2 separate regions of the Homo sapiens genome follow, and region 2 is linked to region 1. Evidence: read pairs that join two places in POLR2A ChIA-PET (ENCODE). Cell type or tissue: MCF 10A. All regions are shown on one strand. Links, peaks and the distances in the headings refer to the core of each region. The heading gives the core; the rest is flanking DNA.

What was found. Peaks named below come from ENCODE experiments on the same cell type or tissue, not always from the same donor. Only the 100,000 strongest peaks of a DNase experiment are listed, where the experiment ranks them.
Region 2: POLR2A ChIA-PET joins it to region 1 with 7 read pairs; 5 of 35 experiments call an interaction of 5 or more read pairs at or near these places.

The regions. Positions count from the first base shown.
Region 1 is chr21:33,799,715-33,804,108 of GRCh38, reverse strand. It overlaps ITSN1 (intersectin 1), which reads right to left. Exons shown (of 40, transcript NM_003024.3): 19 at 4,180-4,301; 20 at 1,665-1,679. Among named protein-coding and RNA genes, the nearest start is that of ATP5PO, 110 kb to the left of the region's middle. RefSeq lists an enhancer at 1,946-2,447. In MCF 10A, for the core only: no CTCF peak of the experiment used is centred there; DNase peaks (open chromatin) are centred at 1,878 and 2,248.
Region 2 is chr21:33,852,317-33,856,710 of GRCh38, reverse strand. All of the region lies in intron 29 of ITSN1 (intersectin 1), which reads right to left. Among named protein-coding and RNA genes, the nearest start is that of ATP5PO, 61 kb to the left of the region's middle. In MCF 10A, for the core only: no CTCF peak of the experiment used is centred there; a DNase peak (open chromatin) is centred at 1,910.

The sequences.
Region 1 (4,394 bases), core at 257-4,256:
TTTTTCAACCTAGGGAGACTGACAGTAATGTTGTACTACATGTCTCATGCTCATCATTTGTTAACTGCAAAATTCATGAAATTAAAAAAATACAAACCTGTTGCTATTAGATGTCAATATCTATCTTTTTGCATTGACTGTTATCCTCACAAAGATAACACAGCTGAATGGCACCTGGAGTATCACAATGCATTTTGTAGTACAAAATCGAAACACTGCTGTCCCTTCTGCAAGCCAACGAATTATGCCTAGTAGTACATTCTACATTTCATTACATATTTGGGAGGTCTGAGATATAATAAACATTATTACAGTCCTGAGTAGATACTCTCTAATATACTTGTCCTTGAATTTATTTTGTTTTATTAAAAATTACAAATTAGATACATTTATAAAAATGAAAATAACATAGAAGTCTATAAAATTCAACACGAAAGCCCCTTCTTTACTGCCCAGTGGTAACCATTGTTAACAGTTTGATATATATATTTCAAAACTGTTAACTATACATAAACACATGAATACATATATAGTTTTATTTCGAACCAAAATGCAATTATGCTGCACATATTCTGCTTTTTTGATGGAAATCTTATGTGTATATGTGATCTACATAAGTTTTAATCTTCATTGTATTTTTTAGCTGTATCATAATTTATTTAAGCCATCCCTTTACTGATGGACATTGGGCTGTTTATTTGCTTTTACCAACACCACTGCAGTGAACATCCATGTACACACATATTTGTGCATGTGCCCAAAAGAGGAAGGAGAAGAATGAGAGGAAGGAGAAAAATAGAATTTCTGGGGCAGAGGGAACGAGAATTTTAAATCTAAACAGGCACTGCCAAATTGCCTTCCAAATCGCTTAACCAATTTATACAACCATGCTAACAATGTATATTATATCCACTGTCCTATACTCTTGACAAAGCTGGATATTACCAGACTTTTAAACTTGCTCATTTGACAGAGGAACAATGCTATTTTGTTTTATAACTTGCATTTTTCTGATCACCCAAGAAGCTAAGCATCTTTTCATGTATTTTTTAAATAACTGACTTTTTACTTCATCTGTGAATGTCCCTTCCCACCCTCTGCCAATTGTTTAAGGCTTGTGGGTGTCTTTCAAAGTGAACTGTTCGGAATCTTTATGTAACAGGGGTAACCCTTTATGTAACCCTTGGTCTCATATATTTTGAAACATAGACATTTTAATTTTTGCATATTGTTGACTGTCCATTTTTGCCTCTTAACGACTTCTGGTTTTTATAGCTTCAAAAGGCCTTTCTTAGCCAGAAAATTATTCCAATAGTCTGCTTAAAAAAATTTTTTTCCCAGAATTTTATCTTTTATGTTTAATCTACTTGGAACTCCTTTTTGTCTATGGCCTGAGATGGAGACTTGACCTAATCCCTTGCCAAACACAGAGCATTCAAGTTAGTCCTTAAAAGGAATCTAACAAAAAGAAACCCAGTACACAAACTGAGAAGACTTACGACTTACTTTTTTTTTAAAAAGCACAACCTACTACACAGACTCAAACACATTTTTACTGCCGCAACAACACCCAGAGATACGTGTACTTACACAGAATTCAAGTGACTTAAAAGGACAAAACATTGAATAAGATGCAGACTTCCTGACAGTTAGGCAACACTTACCCATTCCCCTTTAACCTCCACCAGGAAAGCAAAGGTTTGAAAGCAAGGCAAAATATATGTTTAATGACATGCTTTATTCTTACAGCATATCTAAACTCTACGCATCTCATCAAGCTGGTGGTTAACTAGCCAATTCGAGGAAAAGGTTTCAACAGGCCTAGGATTACAAGTGAAGCCCAGATATGTTCCCGAAAAAGAGCAACACTTTCTCATTAAGATACAGATCACCTGCAACATTTCCTCATCATCACATTTCATAACATTCCCTTACTTTAGGATGAGAGCGAGCTGCTTCTCTGCACCTTGTGTTGCAACAAAATCCAGTTTCAAAAATATTAGGCTGGTTTGTTTAACATTAAAAAAAAAATTGTAATGAGGTCCTCACTGATGTGACATTGTATTTTCAGAAATTTTAGATTCCTATTATATGGTGTTTACATATTTTACAATTAATCTGCTTTACAGGATACACTACTTCAAATATGAGGCAGTATGAGTAAAGTAGCTTCAGGCTATCAGAAACCACGGTGTAGGAAACAGCAGGTGGTGAAGTCAGAGGAAAGCTGACAGAAACACACCCCGCTGGCTCAAGTTACCATTTGTGTGTACAGAGTGGCATGCCCAAACCAACAGTTCTTTCTGTAAAGGATGAGTAAGGCTGGCACCCAGCATGTTTCAGTCAATAACTGTGTGCTGAATGAAGCCATGGAGTATACTTGAAGAGGTTTTTGCTACTGTTAAGGTGATTTTAACTTTTAAAGATCTGGAGCCTGGGCAACATAGGGAGACTCTGTCTCTACAAAATGTAAAAAAATAAAAATTAGCTCGGTGTGGTGGCACACGCCTCTGAGCTACTCAGGAGGCTGAGGCAGGAGGATCACTTGAGCCTGGGAGGTGGAAACTGCAGTGAGCCAAGATCATGCCACTGCACTCTGGCCTAGGTGACAGAGTGAGACCCTGTCTCAAAAAAAAGAAAAAATAATTTGGGATGTTTGGCCTTGCTTCTTCTAGCCCATGGTAATTACAGAGAAAGCAGCTATTAGGAAAAAAGGGGACACAGGAATTCATTTCTCTAAGTGCCAAACATATTGTTATTTCTAGGTATTTTAGCCTATTAAAGATCCACAGATATGATGTGTATATGGCAAGATGAATGCATGAGTAATAGTAAAATCACCTGTACACCACCCTTTATACTTCAAAGACATACAGTCCTTGGGTAAGAAACATGTTTGTTTCAATTGTTAACTTTCACAGTTCTTTACAAATTCTAGGCCAGGCATGGTGGCTCATGCCTGTAATTTCAGCACTTTGGGAGGCTGACCTGGGAGGATCGTTTGAGCCCAGGCAATTCAAGACCAGCCTGGGCAACACGGAGAAACCCTATCTCTATAAAAATTACAAAAATTAGCTGGGCATGGTGGTGCACGCCTGTGGTTCCAGCTAGTTGGGAGGATGAGGTGGGAGAATCGCTTTGCTTGAGCCCGGGAGGCAGAGGTTGCAGGGAGGCAGAGGTTGCAGGGAGGCAGAGGTTGCAGGGAGGCAGAGGTTGCAGTGAGCCAATATCACACCACTGCACTCCAGCCTGGGCAACAGAGTGAGAACTTGTGTCAACCACAACAAAAAAAAAATCTAAATTATCTTTAAAAAAAAAAAAAATGTTAAGAGTAATGCAGAGTTGACTACTTCTAAGACTCTAAAGAGAGTAACTAGAACAAGGAACTACTATTTTCTTTTAGAAAATGATTTAGATCAACCATGTCTGATTTTCTTTCTTAAACTGGTTCCTATAGTTTTAGTCACATCATAAAATGATTATTAGTTCAAGGAAAGAAACAATAACAAAGCAAAATTCTAAACTATTTTCTGTTACAAAGTAGGAAAGCAGATTAACTGTATAATTCATTACTCTTTTTACATAATTAAAAGTTCACATAATTAAAGGGAAAAAAGATGCTTTGATGCAAAGATACAAAAGTTATTGCAATTATGAGAATGATTTGATAGAGTGTTTTGCACTTATAACTATTTCTTAAAGACTCCTGGCCTCCTTCCACCTTGGAGGATCCTTTTGTGTGTGTATATATATGTGTACATATATACACACACGCACACTAGTATATATTATACATACACATATATATACACACGCACACTAGTATATATATTGTCTATACATCATATATAAAATATATGTATTACATATATATGTATACTCATAGTATATAAGTAGTAATCTAAACTCTGAAATTATCAGACATTTATAGATTTAAAAATAAGAACACACTGTCTTTATCAACTCAATTTTAAAATGATGTTAGGATACATTTTTTTAAATGCCATCTTTCATTTTAATAGAAAAGAAAGAAGATTGAGCTTATACTTTAAAAATCTAGATGCTGGATTATTGGGTTTCATACTCACTGACAATCTCACAATTGTTGAATAAAGTGAAAAAAAGAGGACAGAGGCTAATCTTCAACAGAAATGACCCTCTCACTGGAGTCTTTCTTACCATGACTATGTCTCCTGGCTGGATAGTGATTTCATCATGGCTTCTGGATTCAAAGGGGTACAGTGCCCGGTAATACACCACTTTTACATTTTCCTGTGCAGAAATGGTAAGTGGACCTTTTTCTGTTTACAAAAAAAGGTGGGGGGGACAAAAATAAATAATTACAGAGAACACAAATGTATGACAACAAGCCAAACAACTAACCTCTCCTCTAT
Region 2 (4,394 bases), core at 82-4,081, 53 kb before region 1:
ACTTAGCACAGTCTGGGGAAGCCCACACAACTTCACACGGAAGATCCTCGTGGCTGCTGGGTCCTGAGGGCTTGCTCCAGTCCAGTGGGGTCATGGGCTGAAATGTGTCCTCCCCAGTAATATGTGGAAGCCCTACCCCCTGGTACCTGTGAACGTTACCTTATTTGGAAATAGTCTTTTCATATATAATCAAATTAAGATAAAGTCATACTCAGGGTTGGGTCCTGACCCTATATGATCAGTGTCCTTATGAGAAGAAGACAGAGACAGACAGGCAGAACCTGGAGTGATGTGTTTCCAAACCAAGACACACCCCGAGCCCTCAGAGTGAGGCTGGCACCTGCCAGCATCTTCCATTTTAGACTTCCGGCCTCCAGGAATGTATGGCAATAAATTCTTATTGTTTTAAGTCCCCCCGTTTGTGGTCGTTTGTTAGGGCACCCTAGAAACTGATACAGGCGGCACACTCCTGCTTCATCAGAAACACGAAAATAATGTGAAAACAAAACACTCAATGACGATTGGCCAAAACTCTGGAGGGCTCACACCATGTCAGGTGGTGAACTGCATTTAATGCTCAAGTATTATACTAGAATTATCCCCATTTCACAGACGAGGACACCGAGGTTTACACAGGTTGACTGGCCCCAGGTCTCTCAGCTTGGAAGTGGTGAAGGCAAGAGCCAAACCCTGAGACTTGGGCTGCAGAGGCTGTGCTCTATCCCCGAGCTCCAGGAGGCCATGGGTTATCCATGTCGAGGTTGGTTTGTGGAGGATGAGGTGGCTGTGCTGAGGCTCTGATGGTCCTGGGGACCAGGCAGATGCAGGGTGCCTCCAGACAGCACTGGGCACACTCTCCTGGACAAAGCTGCTGCCTGGCCCCTGGGGCAGCTGAGCAGCATGCTTGCCACAGAGAGGGTAGTCCTTCCCACTGCAGAGAGCCTGGCACAAGACCATCATGGAGGCCAAGGCTGCCCGACGGGAAGGGCCACTCCACTGCCCTGAGATGGTGCCTGCACTGGAAGTGGGGCTCACTCATGACTCTGCCCACTTAGCTTGTTATTTGGGGTTTTGTTTGAACATTTGAGCCTCCTGCCCCAGACACACTGGAATGAGCAGGAGGGAGGCTTGGTTCTTGGGAGCATCCCATGTGCAGGCCTGGACCCACCTCTCTTTTTTATCAGAGGTTCTTTATTTAATCACAGAAGCCAGACTTGGAAGACAGACCCAGAGGTGTCCCGAATGTAGGTGGGAGAGTCCGGGCTGAATCCCCTTTACTTGTTCTTCCCATCCCTTCTGTTCCCCTCAAGGGGGCACAATGGAGCACAGTGCAAAACCCCCTGCTGGGGACCAGTGGTTGTCAAAGCGTGGTCCCCAGGCTGGCAGCATCAGCGTCACCTAGGAGCTTGCTAGAGATGCCCCGGCTGAAGTGACTCTGGAGTTGGGGGCTGGGTATCTGTGATGTAACAAGCTCTCCAGAGGATTGTTTTTTGGCGCACTAATGTTCAAGAAGCCTGCTCTGGCCTAGCAGGGGTTCCTCGAGTTTCCATCTTCTCTCAAGGGAGTTATCTGGGGTCATGACTGATCTAGCCTATATGCTGAAAGCTTCTGCAAATTGTATGATCCCTCTGGGCCAAATGATATCAGAGATTTCTTGGCAAATGCTTTGCTGCTTTAGAGGTTAACTCTCGGGTTGTGGTGCTTCCAGCCCTTGGTTTTGTCCGTTCTCTGGGCCAATTGTCCTTTCTGGATGCTGTAGCTTCTCTTGCTGGGACAGGAACAACCCAAGACCAGCAGGAGAATGCTGGGAAAGCAGCAGAAATGAGTCATCATTATATCAACACCCTCGACCTCACTCAGAGTCCCCTGCCCTGAGGTCAAGCAGAATTCTCCAGGGCTGCAAGGTGAGCTCGCACTTTTGCACAGGTCTGCAGATGTGTCTGAGCTTGAGCCCTCTGCTCAGCCACGGGTTTGGCCCAACTGTTCTTCCTGCCTCAGGGCATAGATTGTCTTTTATTAAAACAGCTGCACCAACAATGAACTCTCAGGAAGGAGGCAGGCCACGGGGCTCACTCATTCAGTTCAGCCAAGCTGCTGTGTGAGCTTGGGTTTGTGGCAAGCTGAGTGATGTCTCCGAGTTCTTTGACTTTTATTGGGAAGGTCACCCAAGAAACACTCGAGTTTGGGGGGAAACATATCTTGTTCCTGCCCTCTTTTTACCCCACTCTCCTGTGAGTGAGTGAAAGGGCCCGGGCCTCAGGCCATTTCTTGTTGAAGGGCTGAATGCAGCCCCTGCATTAGGCAACTTGGATGCCCTCTCACGGAAGCAGAGTCCCTGGAGCGTTCAGGATGGTCCCTTCTGCAGGGAGATTAGAATATTGACACAGAGTGGTAGCTCTAAAAGTCACTGCACAAACACGGTGCGGTGATGTTTGCAGCTACAGAAACATCAGGCCCGTAGTGGCCACTGGCTGGACCAGTTTTCTGAATGTCCCTTTAAGGATGCCCCACAGTTGCCTTGAAGAATCTGAGGGAAGTTATGGGTTCTTGCTGCAGCGAATACATGTGTACAATGCACACCTTTAGGGCACACTTTCATTGGGTTCACAGGCCCTTTTGAAGACTGTTCATAGATCTTATTCATTCACTGGGCAAATATTTACTGATGTCCTACTATGAGGCTAGGACTAACCACTCTGGGTGCTGGGGATTCAGGACAGAAGAGGAGAGACTCCTGCCCTCCAGGGCATAGCTAAGAACCTGGGGGACTGGTGGTCCTCAGCAGGCGGTGCTACTGCCCCACCCTCCGCTGAAGGTGGTGCTCTTCCCCACCATGTTGAGGTCAGTACTGTCCCCACTCCCCAAAGGCTGAGGTTTGCCCTGCATCCCACTCCAGTCCCAGGGCTGAGAGTGTGTTCTTGGTTGTCATAGTGGAATCTGGCAGGCTGGCCAGGGCTGCTAAATGACCCACAACATGCAGGACACAGAACTGCCCACCCCAAATGCCAATAGACGAGCACCCTGTTGAGAAACACTAGTGTTACTTGAAACTGACAACCCGACCAGAGTTCCAGTCTGCAGCATGGAGGTGCGAGGGACCAGCAGACACGCGTAGAATGATGAGGAATCGGAAAGAAGGACCTATGGGGAAAAGTCCTGGCTTGCTTTGGATTTCAGAAGCTCTTCTGAGTCTTCAAGTTTTACACGGTGCAGGTTGTGAAGAAGCTCAGAGCCAGAGCAACAGCAGAAGGTTCAGGGTAAATTTGGGCCATTTGTCCAAGAATCCCAGGAGCCTGGGGCCAGTTGGGGACAAGCTGGAGGGCTGCTGCGTGGCCTCCTGCTCCAGGTAGCGTTGGCCTCTGGTCCAAACACTTTGCAAGGCCCAAGTCAGAGCTGATGGAGCTTGGAGGTCAGGGGAAGCGCTGGGCAAGTCTGGGCTGCTTGCCCCCACCAAATTCCACCTCTCGCAGGTCCACCTACCACCCTGCCTGGAGACAGGGGGATGGCCCTGATGGCCACTGCAGAACACAATGAAAAGCAAAAGTTTTGTGGGGAGAGTCTTCTTTACATTATGTGCCAATGATGTTGGCTTGGAATCATCTTTTTAGCCATCAAATTGACCCATGGGAGGCTGCTTTAAAACTTGCTGGTGAATGCCAGACCAAGAGAACCATTAAAGATTTGAAATAGGCATTTTGAACTCAAAAATATTCTTCCTTTGAAAATTTAATATTTAGAAAAACAAGTGAGTTTAAAAACTCCATTATTCAAAGTAGGGTAAATGGAAAAGACATTTCAAATAAAAGCGTTTTCTTTAGGGGTGGAGGGACGTGGCCTTTTCCTCTTTTGGGTCCTAGGATAAACATGGTTTCTGGCCCCCTTTCCCAGGGAAAAACGAGAGGAGAAAACACATCAAATGGTTTTCCATGAACATCTTGGTGTGACAGAAGGATTCTCAAAACTAACTGAAATCCACACACAGCTGAAATAATATTGCAAATGACTCCAGGCGGTTACAAATGATCCCCTATTATAGCCCACATAAAATTCCTAATCTGTGTGCCGTCCCTTAGATGTTGCCTAGTTAGACACATTTACGAAATGGAGAGAGATGTGATGGCCTTCTGGAAGGATTTTTTGAGTCTAGGCCCTGGAGAAAATCACGGGGAAAAAAAAACCTTACCAATAAAAGGTCATCTTGCTTCCCTCAACTGATATTTGTATGAACAGCATCATTTCAAGAACTTGTTTTATTACAAAAGTAATACATAAACACATGCTGATTATTAAAATTTCAAGGGCTACAGAGCATTCAGGGTAAAAAGTGCACCTCACCCATCTCCACACCTCCAATTATTCTACCTTTCCCAATGAGAAGCAGAATTTTGAAAACG